Linked DNA regions of Homo sapiens: region 1 is linked to region 2. The links are chromatin contacts, found by Hi-C or POLR2A ChIA-PET in ENCODE. All regions are on one chromosome and are shown on one strand. The core of a region is the stretch at or near the end of the contact, and the rest is flanking DNA. Distances in the headings are between cores, read along the strand shown.

Region 1 (2,982 bases), core at 243-2,742, 350 kb after region 2:
CACAAAGTAATGTCATCTTCTGCAGAGCGTTCCCTTTTTATTTTTTATCCTTTGATGTTTGTGGGTTTTTTTCCTTTTATTCAACAGAAGCAGAACTGGGCCCGTTTCAGTTATTTATGAGCCATCTTCATTCGTGATAAATAACCATAATATGTATTTATGCAGTGCCTGCCAAGGCCCCTCTGCTCCTATTGACTCATGAGTCACTAAAATACTTTTCTATGGTAGAAGTGGACAAGGGCTATTCAAGATAGGAGATAATACAACTTACGGGCTGTCAGATGTCTAGTAATTTTTCAGCAGTGCTTTGCAGATTGATGTTGAGTCAAGAAAGACCTAGAGCCTGACTCTCCTCAAACTCTATGAGATATCTCTTAGTCCTGTTAGAAATCTGCAAGGCATCAGACATTTGGATCCCCAAGCAGATATGCCAACATCCTCTTCCCCTTCCTTCCACAAAAGCACTCTGACCGGAAAAGCAGATCCAGGAGCAACAGGAAAGGTGAGTAGGGGAGGAAGCCAGAGCCCAGAGCTGGGGAACATCACTGACGGTGTGGGCAAAAAGCTGCACTCGTGAAAAGAGGAAAGAGGGCAAGCTGGGAGGGAAGGTGGACAAAAGAAAGAAACAATGGGCGGGGGCCCAGCAGGTAATGAAGATACTAAAGCATGTGACCCCATTTCCCTGAGGGTCACTCCTGCAAGGCAGTTAACTGTAACATCTGTTTAATTCTTCATTACAAAGGAAAGAGAATCCTTTCTGATGTTCTCACCCTGTGCCTCTGACCTTTAAGGTCTCACTCTGTTGCCCAGGCTGGAGTGCGGTGGCACGATCTCAGCTCACTGCAACCTCCGCCATCCAGGCTCAAGCAATCCTCCCACCTCAGCTTTCTGAGTAGCTGGGACCACAGACGCAAGTCGCCATGCCTGTCTAATTTTTGCTTTTTTTTTTTTTTTTTTTTTTTTTTGTGGAGATGGGGTTTTTGCATTTTGCCCAGGCTGGTCTCGAACTCCTGAACTTAAGCCATCTGCCCGCCTCGGCCTCCCACAGTGCTGGGATTACAGGAGTGAGCCACCACTCCCAGCCTGAAAGAACCTGATTTTTAGAGACATAATTTGGGTTTCTAATCTCTGAGGAGATGAGAGTTGCTTACTGTGAGCCCATATACTAGCCAGAGGTCTGGAAACCTGTCCCCATCCCTCAAGGTGATGCCTGTGTCCTGCCAGAATGGGGGGGGGGGGGGGCGTGCCTAAAGCCCCAGTTGCCCCCACTGCTGACCTCAGGGACGCTCCTTGAGGGTCCCACCACCCCTGTCAATCAGTTGGCTGCAGACTCCCGTGTCCTGTTCTTCCTGTTTCCCCCATGCTGCTCTTGCCTTCTCCCTTCCCTCCCACCCTGCCTCTGGACTCTCATTCTCTCCTCCCACATCCCCTCTCTAGCCTTTGTGACTCAAGTCTCAGTCACTTTAGGAAAGACAGGCTCACTGCCCTCTTTATAATCAACCTTCATCTGGTGTGAGGGGGAGGGAGAAGAGAGGGAGAAAGGAGGGAGGGAGAGGGAGAGAGAAACAGGAACCAGGTCTCCTGCGCTTCCTCCCAGAGATAAAGGCTATTCTTAGCAGTAACATAGGCTTGGCATTTGGGGAGACTTGTATTTCTCTCCCTCTCGCCCCAGGGGCTTTGCACATTGCAATTTCTCCTCTCCAAGCAGAGAAGAAAGAGAAGATGAATAGGGAGAGAGATAACGAAAGGAAAGAGGGAGGCGCGCCAGCTGGTGCCCTGAGAGGCTCTTCTGGGGATTTATTTTGGAAGGCTGCTCCGAAGGTCAGAACTGGGCGGGGAAGGGCTCTCACCCCGGCCCCAGAAGGGCAGTTTAATTCTAGCCTCCCTTTTGAGGCAAGAAGACGAAAAGCCAAATGAAATCCCTTTGGGCCTTTCCGCAGCACTTTGTATGTGGCACGTGTTTCATAAATGTTCAGCCAAGCCCCTGCGTGCACTCTCATTAGGCTGGGTCTCTCAGGACTGCCCTCACTGGGCCTTAGGACCTTGGCAGTCAGAGCATTCAAGCGCTGGCATTAGACAGTAGGCTTCAGTGAAGCCAGGAGCTTGGGAAAATACAAAAATAAATAAAAAATAAATAAAAATGTAAAAATGGGGTGTGCAAAGCTCGAGAAATTACGTAATTCGATTTCACCTTGGGCCCAGACGGTGAAGTTCTGCACAGTGGCCAGCAGGGGGCGCTCAGGCAGTGTGTCAGAACCCCAGCGCGCTGGTTGCCCGGAGCCCAACCAAGGGACAAACAAAACAATGCAGCTTTGCGGTTTCTGTTCGGTTTTCAGTTCGGGGAGGCTTAATCCAGGACCGCCTGATCTCTAACCTGGGGTAGCAACTAGCGTCTCGCAGGACACCGTCTTAATAGGCTTTCCTGAATCTCTTGACTAAATTGCTTCCTAGAACTCTGTGTTCCTCCGCACCTAGAAAACGGCTTTTCTCAGCATCTCCCTGTATCTTTCCCTATGTATCTTTTTGTCAGCCTGGTTTTTTTTCGTTATCTGTGTTTCTGGCGTGGTTCTTTCTTTTCTCTCTGTACTATCCTAGGCCTACTAGTAGATGTTAATGAAAAATATATGGAGCTGAACCCACCCACAGGCTGAGCTCTGAAATATTTCAAGATCTGGCAGAATATAACACTTTGAATAAAATTTAAAACATACTGCAAAAGTGGCTAACTCTGCCACATTTGGCTGTGCAGTCATGTCTTTCCTTTTCCCCGTCTCTGTTCTCGGAGTGGGCTGCCGTGCCACCCTACAGCTGCCTCTTCCCCTTGGCTGCCGCCGCTCTTGCCCACCTCCCCCAAACCCCTGACCTCCAATGGTCAGCTCCTCCCTGGCCAGCAGGACGGGTCTTCCAGGTCTTTTAGAGAAGATACCAACTCCAGAATGACCGTACCTCTGTTTACATGTTTTTGTTTCGTTTTGATTTTTG
Region 2 (3,380 bases), core at 722-3,221:
TCCTATTATCTACTTAATCCTAGCAACATGCTAGTAGCTTTATTCATTTCATACTGAACAGTGAAATAACAATATTTTCTCTGATAACACAAAAAACCAAACGACTATTTGCTTCTTCAGTTAATATAATACACAAATATTAAAAATTTTGTCCACTATTGGATCTTAACATTATCTTGCAAATTCTACTTTTTGTGTGTGCTCATTTCCCACTTAAACTATCATTGCTTTTTAAGTTGACGCCTAAAATATCTATTAAGCCAAACTGATCTACCCACAGAGCTTTCTGCAGCAGACTCTGATGCTGACATCTCAACAGTTTCCTGTTCCTGGTATGTTTTTCCCCCCTTGTTTCCTTACAACAGTATAATAAAGAAATAATAGGCTTTAAGCCAATTCAAAACTTACCTTGCAAATCTGGAAATACTCCGAAGTCAAAGTTTCCTGAATTTCCTCTCTGAGAACCCCTGCAGTCCCCGCCGGATGTACGGAACCACTTCCAGCCCCACCACCACTGTTACTGCCACTGCTGCTACCACTGCCAGGGGAGGAGGCAGTTAAGCCATCCAAAACTTTTCGGAAATTAAACTTCTTCATTTTAAACACTGTTGAGAAATACAAAGGAAAAAAAGGGAAAGAGGTGACTTAACACGTGCAATTAGACCTTGGTAAAAGCCTTTCTCTTTTCATTAGTCAAGTCAGTCCCCATTTTATGAGCATTGGTTACGACCGACTGGAAAAAAAGAGTCAGGATTCGTTTTGCCAAATTTTAATTCTAAAAAGCATATCCTTTTTAAAAAAAGATAAATATAACACAACTCCAAAAGCAACAGTATTCCCTCCTCACACATCAGATTTTCAAGGACTGTATCCCCAGCTGTAACTACGCTTTATCAGCACTGGGGTAAAAATAAAAGGCAGTGTCATCATCGTCATTAGCATTATATCATCATTATTATACAATCAAACCAGAGTTCAACAGACCAAGACTCTGTCTCTCTCTTAAGGGCGGACTTTCCTTCTTCGAAACGTTCGGCTCAGAGTATTTTATTTTCAGAAAAACGACGTTGGGGGAGCCGGTATTTACTCTGCCACCACCTTCCGGGCTCTTCCCCCATCAGCTTCAACGCTTCCTTTTTTGTCACTATGAAAGGCGGGGAGGGGGGTACTTTTTCTAGTCCCCATCCCCCAGCAGCCCGGACCCCAAAACATCTGCGAGTGACCCACAGCAACAGCTGCCGGGGAGGGGGGGAGGAGGAGAACGGCGACACCGTCTGTTTCCACTTGTCCCTCCGCCTCCCCCTCACCTCCCCCTCATCTCCCTCCCCGCGTCCTCTTTCCCCCCTCTCCCCATCTCCTGCTCCCCTCCCTCCACCTCTGCCCGCAGCCGCCGCCGCGCTCTCCCGCCTGTTCGCCCGCCCGCCGTCCGCTCTCCCCGCTGCACGGCAGCCGCTCTCGGGGGACGTGAAGCGGTGGCGGCGACGGCTGCGGCCCGAGTCCCGCCTCAGCCTGCTGGGCGCGCAGAGCCGCCGCTCCCGCTGTCCCTCCCCCAGGCCCAGCGCTGAGGCGCGGGGCTCTCGCCCGCCCGCGGGCGCGCGAACACACAAACACCTCACGCCGAGGCATTCGCGCTCCCAGCCAGAACACACACAAACACCCTCACACGGGCATTCGCGCGCTGGTGCGCTCGCTCTCTGTCTCTGTCTCTCTCTGTCTCTCTCTCTCTCAAACACACACACACACTCACACAGACACACACAGGTGCGAGGGAGCCACAGCTGGACGGCGGCAGCGGCGGCGGCGTCCCAGAGGGATGACTATCTGACCCAGGACTTAGGCACCTTCCTCAGACGCCTCTAGCCGCCTGCCAGCCCGGGAAGCTGAGGGGGCCGAGGTAGGCGGGCTCCGGCCGCTTCTCTGGGCCCTCTGGTCGCGGCGCCTGGCGCTCTCCGAGGTCCTAACCGAGCAGTCAGGCTCCAGAGCAGGCTCCGCCCTCCCGCCGTGGGAGGCAGGCCCCGCCCCCGGGCCGGCCCCTAGCTTGCCCCGCCCTGCTTCTTCCCCGGCAAAGCTGGGAGGTGAAGGGGGCGGGGTGCCCGGGGACGTCAAAGGGCGGGAGTAGCTTCGGCGCCAATCCTAGATTCGATAGGGTAAGTTCTGTGGTCTCCAGGGCAGAAGAAATCTGTGGATAGGCCGAAGGTAAAGCCAATGACAGTGGGAGGGGGGAATTTAGAGAAGTAGGTGAGGTATTTGATTGACAGCGGTATTGGCCAGTATGCTGGGGGTCGTGCTCTGGGGGATGTAATTGGCGCTACCTGTTGAAGGACTCAAGTGTGAATCAATAGAATGCCTGCAAGCGTGCGAATTTGGACGCCTGGAGTCTGAGGATGCGGGAAGCGTTGCTTACCTTAGGTATGGCTCTGGACAGTATGGTGAACTGAGCAAGTGTTTTGCACCTTTTCACTTCTGCGAGCCTCTTCCCGGTCTTCAGGAGCATCTATCTGGCTCCCATCACTCTCCTGCTACCTGCACTCAACTTGTATCTGTGATTAACCCCTGCTGTTACCAATAATGGCTTAATGGTTCGTATCTGCCAAGGAGAATTGTATTTCAACAGTTTCAGAATATATAGCCTTCTAGAGCCTAAGGAATTGATTGCTTACCTTGCTCTCTAGTAAGTAGAATTACTCCTTCCCCATCATCCTCACATATACAAAGATATTTAATTTCTTTAAAGAAATATTTCTCACTCTGTAAACCGTATCAAGAATATATTTTAAGCTATTTCTGTGAGTCACAATAATCATTTTGAAAGATGTATTATTCAGTGCAGAAAAAAAAACTGTATCAGGATAGATTTGGTTCTGAGCCCTCACCTGCTATTGACTTCGGGAAAATTTGGACCCCGATGTCTTTGCGAAATGAATGGCAGTTCAGCGGGTCACAGCTAACTGAGACTTCAATTTGGGCATCACAACAGAACTCATTAGTGATCATTTCAAATATTGTCTTACATCTTACAATCTTTGACCTCTTTTTTTCTTTTCTTCTTTTTCTTCTTTTTCACCTCTCCTCTTCTCTCTCTCTCTTTTCTCTCAATCAAGGGAGAGAGTGGGAAGGAGGAAGCAGGAGACTTGAAGGATGATGACTTGTCCAAGGACATAGCAAAGAAATGGTAAAGATGAAATAGAGCTCAGTTTTTCAGATCCTCAGCTCAACGTTGAATCTTTCTGTCCTGAATGACTATTTCACTCCTTTTGGGACTCCCTACACTGCTGGTAGTCTCTCATTGCCACAGCTAGACAGTAACCTTCTTGAAGGCAAGCATGGAATTGTATATTTCTCCTAGATTATTTAGCACCAGGCACAATATTTCACTTAAA

Evidence for each region. Hi-C counts contacts between places; a loop is a spot of excess contacts on that map. ChIA-PET counts read pairs that join two places held with the same protein, here RNA polymerase II (POLR2A). Pooled maps may share reads with other maps.
Region 1: a map of IMR-90 shows a loop between it and region 2 (6-fold over the local background). The contact joins the enhancer-like site here to the promoter of STXBP5L in region 2. A Hi-C loop is called at or near these places in 6 of 168 maps with a recorded cell type or tissue (IMR-90, PC-3, dorsolateral prefrontal cortex and 3 more), 6 of 37 single-sample maps with no recorded cell type and 20 of 50 pooled maps. POLR2A ChIA-PET finds 5 or more read pairs at or near these places in 3 of 52 experiments (WTC11 and endothelial cell of umbilical vein).

What each region holds. Positions count from the first base shown.
Region 1 is chr3:120,558,326-120,561,307 of GRCh38, reverse strand. No RefSeq gene overlaps it. Among named protein-coding and RNA genes, the nearest start is that of NDUFB4, 37 kb to the left of the region's middle. Within about 2 kb of position 1,492, at least 29 of the 41 ENCODE cell types and tissues checked have a DNase peak (open chromatin) inside an H3K27ac peak, as active enhancers do; they include IMR-90, PC-3, dorsolateral prefrontal cortex and 1 more, where a contact is called at or near this core.
Region 2 is chr3:120,906,796-120,910,175 of GRCh38, reverse strand. STXBP5L (syntaxin binding protein 5L) reads right to left here and starts at 1,971. Exons shown (of 27, transcript NM_001308330.2): 1 at 1,842-1,971; 2 at 409-605. The coding sequence starts at 597. LOC105374069 (a long non-coding RNA gene) reads left to right here and starts at 2,083. Exons shown (of 6, transcript XR_924399.4): 1 at 2,083-2,147. RefSeq lists a silencer at 1,900-2,139.